Regions from separate parts of the Homo sapiens genome. Here region 2 is linked to region 1. Evidence: read pairs that join two places in POLR2A ChIA-PET (ENCODE). Cell type or tissue: OCI-LY7. All regions are shown on one strand.

Region 1 (4,000 bases):
ACACAAACAAATGAAAAACATCCTATGCTCATGGATCAGAAGAATTAGTACTGTTGAAGTGACCACACTGCCCAAAGCAACCTATAGATTGAATGCAATATCTATCAAAATGCCCTGATTTTCACAGAATTGGAAAAAACTATCCTAAAATTCATATGGAACCAAAAAAGAGCTCAAATATCCAAAGCAATCCTAAGCAAAAAGAACAAAGCTGGGGGAATCACATCACCTAACTTCAAATTATACTATAAAGATATAGTAATCAAAACAGCATGAAACTGGTTTACAAATATACACATACATCAATGGAACAGAATTTAAAAACCCAGAAATAAAGCCACATTTTACAGCCAACTGATTTTGACAAAGTCAACAACAACATAGGGAAAGGACACACCAATTTTCATTGATAGACACATTTTACTAAGTTTCCATGCTATTATGTGAATCTTACCTAATTAAATTATTAGCTTTAATAGTGTACATAAACAAAAAAACTTTATTCCTTAAACCATAGTGCACAAAATAAAATATCAAATTTACATCCTTCTTTTCCAGACATGTTTTATTCCCAAAACTCACTTGTATGATGCTTTTGAGCAATGCTCTCCTCTCATTAAACAAAAAATGTGGCTAAAACTTGGACTCGCTATTACAGCCAGAAAAATCAGAGAACACTTATCTTATGAGGTAGGAAGTGCTTGTATAAACTTGTCTTTCTTTCTTTGAATGGAATGGCATTAAAACATTATAATTGACTATTTATGAATATATACTGAACTTCATAGACTAATAATAGACTGAAATTGTGTTTTCTAAAACAGGATTGGAACTACAATATGCAACTAAAGCTCTCTAATATTTATGTAGTAGATATACCAATGAGTACCAAAACTGATATTTATGATGAAAATCTAATCTATGTTATCCTCATACATGGAGCTGTAGAAGATTGTCTGTTACGAAAAACTTATAGAGCACCTTTCTTAATTCCTATAACATGCCATCAGGTAAAGAAATATTGATTCCTGTCTTCAGATCAATATGCCATATGTCCAACAATGTATTAACGTCAGAAAAACTGTCACTATAATCTTAAGCTTTTCATCTTCCAATCTTCTCCCTTTTCCCACCACTCCATAAACACTCACTCATACCCACAACCACACCCACATAGGCCCACACACACCAAGTTCATTGACTGCTTTGGCACTTGCTAGCCCAAGCACAAGCTATTCCCATCCAATGCCTATGAAGGCCAAGCTGGACATTTTGGTTACAGTTAGATTTTGGTACAGTTATTCATTGCAAAAGAGGGTGCATTTATTTTACTCACATGTTGCAGAAAAACTGTATCAACAATGCTCTAGAAAGGTTCTGCCAGACTGATGCTGAATTGAGTATTAGTAGTATTCCTACAGCTGCTTTGAAAGTGAATGTCTTCTCATATTTAAATTGCTAATTGAGTTCCCCTGCCAATCAAAATGAGAACCTGAGCCATGTAAAGAAGGAAAGAAGTTGTGTGTGTGTGTGTGTGTGTGTGTGTGTGTGTGTGTGTGTGTGTATTGTTTTGTGTTGGGGGAGAATCAGAGAGGCACATGTCAATAGGAATCAGGGCACATAAAAGACACAGCTACAAAAAGTAATTCAAAGAGGACTCAGAGTTATTTAAAATATGCTGGAATACAGTGCTATATATTGAAATGATAAAAAAAATGATACTTACAACTTATCCTCAAGAGATCTCTCAACCAAGTGAAAAGAAACAAATAAGTAAAGATATTAATAAGATGTTTTACAGCTAGGATAAAAGCACTTACAGGGTAGATTTTGGACATAAGAAAAAAGTGTAATGGGAATGGGAGGGATCCCAAGGTGAGAAAGGATCACAAGAAAATTTTCTAAGTGGACATCACCAGCACTGACATAATGCTTAATGAGAGGAAGTGAAACATTCTCCGCTACGCTGCTCTCTACCTCTATCCTTGAACATGTAACAGAGATTTGGTGTGGGTGCTTGTTGAGAATTTAGACAGCCAAGCAGGAGCCTGAAGCCTGATAAACTCTATCTACTTTCCTAGAAACAGAGCCCTACTCATTGTGGATTTGGGTACCAGTGTGATTCAAACTATATTGAAAACAACCACAAGGTGGAAGAATATTTTGAAATATTTCTATATGGCAGAAAGAAAGTTTAATGAAAAGAATATTTTGAAATACTCTTTTCATTAAACTTTCTTTCTGCCATGTGGAAAAAGTCTCTGGATGATTTTTAAAGGGCCATTGGTAATTCATTCTTAATCATTTTTTTCATATGGAATAGAAATATTTAAAAATCAATGAATGTATATGGAATAGTGACTTTTACAAAACCAATATATCCAAGTATTTTAAGATATTAATCTTATTTGTGTTGATTTGTTAATATTTTCCATTTTTCCCAGATACCTAGAGAAAGCCAGAAATAGCAGCTTACTAGGTAAATTTTTAATTGTAGGATATTTGCTCAGAAATTAACTTGCATTCTGTCAACTTTCAGATACAAAGTATTGAAGATTTCACAAAAGTAGTGATTATTCAAACTCCGATTAACATGAAAACATTCAGAAGGAATATTAGAAAGTTTGTTCCTAAACATAAAAGTTATCTTACACCAGGATTAATAGGTGAGTTAGACTTCTTTCAGCAATTGTGAAAACTTACTTTCCCTTTATAAAATAGCCATATGTGTATTTGGAAACTGTTGTTTGCATTCTGCCTAATATATTGAGGAATCCTTTTAACTGCCATATTTGCTATTCAATGTATGAGTTCAGACAGACAATATTGAAGTTACATTTTTAAATTATTATATATTTCATCCATAAGAACAAAAGTGCATAATTATCAAAATGATATGAAAAAAGGTTAATGAGGGAATTACTAGCTCTTCCCCAAAATTAAGATATGTTACATAGCAATAACAATAAAAAGAGCATTGTACTGTCTGAACAACAAACATAAATCACTGGAACTAGATGAATAATTTTGATATAAAGCCTATTCTTCTTACAGATTTTAATAGATAAAACTTTAATCATAACATATATGATTATTTAATCACTACTATTAAGACCATGGTTAAAATTTGAAAAATACTTTTGAGATAAATTTAAAAATTGAATTTTGAGATAAATATTAAAAATTTAAAAATTATTGAATAAGTAATAATAATAGAATTTAATTGATCAATTCATTAAAGGAGAAATAATGTTCAAAATATAGAAATATAGAAATCAATTTTAAAATCCTGTGTCTATAAAAAATATTACCAATCAAGAGATCAACCAAAGACAATTCACAGGTGAAAACTTGCACTGAAAACACAATGTGGGATTCTCTCTCCTGCTGCCCTGTGAAGAGGTGCTGTCCACCATGACTGTAAGTTTCTTGAGGCCTCCCCAGCCATGTGGAGCTCTCCAGCTCGAAGGATGCACATTTAACATTTAAAGAAATGCTAGACTCCAATCTACAGCTCCCAGCATGAGTGACGCAGAAGACGGGTGATTTCTGCATTTCCAACTGAGGTACCGGGTTCATCTCACTGGGGAGTGTCAGAAAGTGGGTGCAGGACAGTGGGTGCAGCGCACCAAGTGTGAGCTGAAGCAGGGCAAGGCATTGCCTCACCTGGGAAGCACAAGGGGTTAGGGAATTCCCTATCCTAGTCAAAGAAAGGGGTGACAGACGGCGCCTGGAAAATCGGGTCACTCCCACCCTAATACTGTGCTTTTCCAACGATCTTAGCAAACGGCACACCAGGAGATTATATCCAGCGCCTGGCTTGGAGGGTCCTACGACCACGGAGCCTCACTCACTGCTAGCACAGCAGTCTGAGATCAAACTGCAAGGCAGCAACAAGGCTGGGGGAGGGGGACCCGCCATTGCTTAGGCTTGAGTAGGTAAACAAAGCGGCCAGGAAGATCGAACTGGGTGGAGCCCACTGCAGCTCAAGGAGGCCTGC
Region 2 (4,000 bases), 65 kb before region 1:
ATCTGATCTTTGACAAACTTGACAAAAACAAGAAATGGAGAAAGGATTCCCTATTTAACAAACGGTGCTGGGAAAACTGGCTAGCCATATGTAGAAAGCTGAAACTGGATACCTTCCTTATGCCTTACACAAAAATTAATTCAAGATGGATTAAAGACTTAAATGTTAGACCTAAAACCATAAGAACCCTAGAAGGAAACCTAGGCAATACCATTCAGGACATAGGCATGGGCAAGGACTTCATGTCTAAAACACCAAAAGCAATGGCAACAAAAGCCAAAATTGACAAATGGGATCTAATTAAACTAAAGAGCTTCTGCACAGCAAAAGAAACTACCATCAGAGTGAACAGGCAGCCTACAGAATAGGAGAAAATTTTTGCAATCTACGCATCTGACAAAGGGCTAATATCCAGAATCTACAATGAACTCAAAGAGATTTACAAGTAAAAACAACCCCATCAAAAAGTGGGCAAATGATATGAACAGACACTTCTCAAAAGAAGACATTTATGCAGCCAACAGATACATGAAAAAATGCTCATCATTACTGGTCATCAGAGAAATGCAAATCAAAACCACAACGAGATACCATCTCATACCACTTAGGATGGCGATCATTAAAAAGTCAGGAAACAACAGGTGCTGGAGAGGGATGTGGAGAAATAGGAGCACTTTTACACTGTTGGTGGGACTCTAAACTAGTTCAACCATTGTGGAAGACAGTGCGGCAATTCCTCAGGGATCTAGAACTAGAAATACCATTTGACCCAGCCATCCCATTACTGGGTATATACCCAAAGGATTATAAAACATGCTGCTATAAAGACACATGCACACGTATGTTTACTGTGGCACTATTCACAATAGCAAAGACTTGGAACCAACCCAAATGTCCAACAATGATAGACTGGATTAAGAAAACGTGGCACATATACACCATGGAATACTATGCAGCCATAAAAAATGATGAGTTCATGTCCTTTGTAGGGACATGGATGAAGCTGGAAACCATCATTCTCAGCCAACTATCACAAGCACAAAAAACCAAACACTGCATGTTCTCACTCATAGGTGGGAATTGAACAATGAGAACACATGGACACAGGAAGGGTAACATCACACACTGGGGACTGCTGTGGGGTGGGGGTTGGGGGAGGGATAGCATTACGAGAGATACCTAATGTAAATGACGAGTTAATGGGTGCAGCACACCAACATGGCACATGTATACATATGTAACTAACTTGCACATTGTGCACATGTACCCTAGAACTTAAAGTATAATGAAAAAAAGAATCAAGAAATACCAAAAATTTGAAAATAAAATATATGTTTTATGTGTATGTTTAAAATATATATGTTTAAATTCAAAAGAGGAGGCTGTGTATTGGAGCTCCCTTTAAAAGACATCATAGGTCAGCACAGTGGCTCATGCCTGTAATCTTAACACTTTGGGAAGCCAAGGCAGGTGAATTGCTTGAGCCAAGCAGTTTGAGACGAACCTGGCAACATGCCAAAACCATGTGTCTATAAAATATACAAAAAATTAGTTGGGTGGTGGTGTGCATCTGTAGTCCCCGCTACTCGGGAGACTGAGGTAGGAAGATCACTCAAGCCTGGGAGGTTGAGGCTGTGGTGAACCGTGATTGTGCCACTGCACTCCAGCCTGGGCAGCAAAGAGATACCCTTTCTTAAAAAAAAAAAAAATATAATATATATATATATATATGTGTGTGTGTGTGTGTGTGTGTGTATGAAAGTGAACCTTAGAAAATGGCTAGTTTTTGACCAAATTGGGAGGGGTCAGGGGTCTTTGTTTATTTATTTAGGCTATTGTGTATCTAAGCATTTGCTAGACCTTAATTTATGGTTAAAAATATTTTCAATATAAAATAGAATTCAAAGCCAAAGTTTAGCTGTGGGAGATGTCACCTTCTGCTTCTGAGATATGCTTTAAGATATCTGCAGTCAGACTCATTCTTTTAAGAACACTCAGCACACTAATCAGTCATGGTTTCCCTAAAGGGAAATAATAAAAGTTGTCCTGGGGTCTTCACAGCTGCTGCACTTTTCCGTGTCCTACATCATGTCCAGTTTTCAATGGTTTTTACAATGTTTTTGTTTTTGTTTTTTTTGCAAAACACAATATGAGGGGCCAACTTCTGGGAGTGCTTAGGTGAGATAATTAGTCTCTATGAAGTAGAATTCTGAAAAAATCCATTTCATATCCACTGAACCAGTGCTTAAAGCTCCAGATAGGAATTTAGAACTGACACTTGTGCCTGCAGGAATACTGCCAGGATTTCTGGATGGAACAAGTACCATGTCATATCCAAAGATTTCTCTAGTAGCTTCCAATACCTGATTGTGAACTTTTGCTGACTTGTCTGCATCAGAATTATCCAGATAGTTTACTCAAAATATTGATTGAGTTTTCACCTACTCTCTGAAGATTTTTATGCAGGTGGTCTGAGCAGGGATCCAGGAATATTTTAAGTCCACTACCCAGCTAATTCTAATGCAGAAGCCAGTGTTGGGGCCACCACTCTGGTACTTGATCTGTTTTAGAAGGCAGAGGATCAAATGACTACATTCTCCTTTTTGTGATGCAAACATGAGGGATATTATAGTATTAAAGATAGAACACCAACCTTGGAATCAGAAAATCTGGCTTTATAGCCTAGCTTTCTCACTTAATAGCTTTGTAATTTTGAGCATATCATCAATTTTCTCTAAGCTTCAGTTTCTCATCTGTAAATTATTCATACTCCCATTTCCTTTACGTGTGTTCACTTTCTATTTTACATTAAGTATCATTTTAAAGCAGTGGTTGTCAAGCTTTAGCTGCAGCAAAATTTTCAAATGGGGTTTTAGAAACACAGATTGACGCCCACTCCTCCAATTATGATTCACTAGGTCTAAGGTGGGATCTGAGAATGCACGTTTCTAACAATTCCCAGGTGATTCTGATGCTGCTGGGAGACCACACTTTGAAAACTGCTAGTGTAAAGCATGATCATATATGTGATAGCTTTTTAAACTGTTAATAATGCCGTGTAAAAGTAAAGATATGATATAACTCCTCCCCGCAAAACTGACAATTATTTTACCTTCTATAACTGAGCAAATGATTAGGACATTTGAGCAAATGATGAGGATCTGAACATTTTTCTTATCTACCAGATTTGCTACCATTTTTCAATGCAAACTGGTACAAAAATTGCTTGTGGATTTTGCTAAACAATATGTTAATATTCATGTATTTTTTGTTCTTTTATTTATGTTTTATTTAGTTGAACGAAGAAGAAACAACAGAACATCAGAAGGTGAAATGTCCACACTGTAACAAGGAAATAGATGAGATCTTTAACACTGAAGCAATGGAGCTGGCCAACAGGCGTCTCTTGTCAGCACAAATAGTACTGTATTATTCTCTTTTGAAATTATGTTTGGCCAAAAATTATGTTGAAAAATTCCTCCTTTATAAAGACATCTTGATCATGCTCACTTAATAGATTGTTTACAAAGGCAAAGGGAAGTTTGACATTGTCTTAGGAATCTGCTTGATTGGAAAGAAAAAGAAAGAGAGAGAGGAAAGAAAGAAAAAGAAAGAAAGAGAAAGAAAGAAAGAAAGGGAGAAAAAGAGAGAGAGAGAGACGAAAGACAGAGAAAGAAGGAAAGAAAGAAATTCACTCACATTAACTTAAGTAAAGAGTGATTTATTTATGAAGAATTGGGAATTTGACAGATCCCAATTGTAGAAATTGCAACTGGGGTTAAACTTCAGATGTGTTAGGCAATCAGTTCTGTGATATTGCCCATCTCTGGATCCAAGCCAGTTTTTCATGTAATGATACAGCCAAATCCTCTAATAGCTGACTGAAGAGAGTATTATGTTTTCATTCAAATATTAGCTAAAAATTAGAGAAATGCTGTAGCACAGCAGCATACAAACTGTTGGAAATTGCTAATAGGCTAGTTTTCATTTTCTCTCCAGG

The links. Peaks named below come from ENCODE experiments on the same cell type or tissue, not always from the same donor. Only the 100,000 strongest peaks of a DNase experiment are listed, where the experiment ranks them.
Region 2: POLR2A ChIA-PET joins it to region 1 with 6 read pairs; 2 of 35 experiments call an interaction of 5 or more read pairs at or near these places.

Annotation. Positions count from the first base shown.
Region 1 is chr3:112,165,887-112,169,886 of GRCh38, reverse strand. SLC9C1 (solute carrier family 9 member C1) reads left to right here. Exons shown (of 29, transcript NM_183061.3): 24 at 559-690; 25 at 825-1,010; 26 at 2,540-2,666. Among named protein-coding and RNA genes, the nearest start is that of TBILA, 34 kb to the right of the region's middle. In OCI-LY7, no CTCF peak of the experiment used is centred here; a DNase peak (open chromatin) is centred at 1,986.
Region 2 is chr3:112,230,782-112,234,781 of GRCh38, reverse strand. SLC9C1 (solute carrier family 9 member C1) reads left to right here. Exons shown (of 29, transcript NM_183061.3): 13 at 3,296-3,421. Among named protein-coding and RNA genes, the nearest start is that of SLC9C1, 61 kb to the left of the region's middle. In OCI-LY7, no CTCF peak of the experiment used is centred here; no DNase peak of the experiment used is centred here.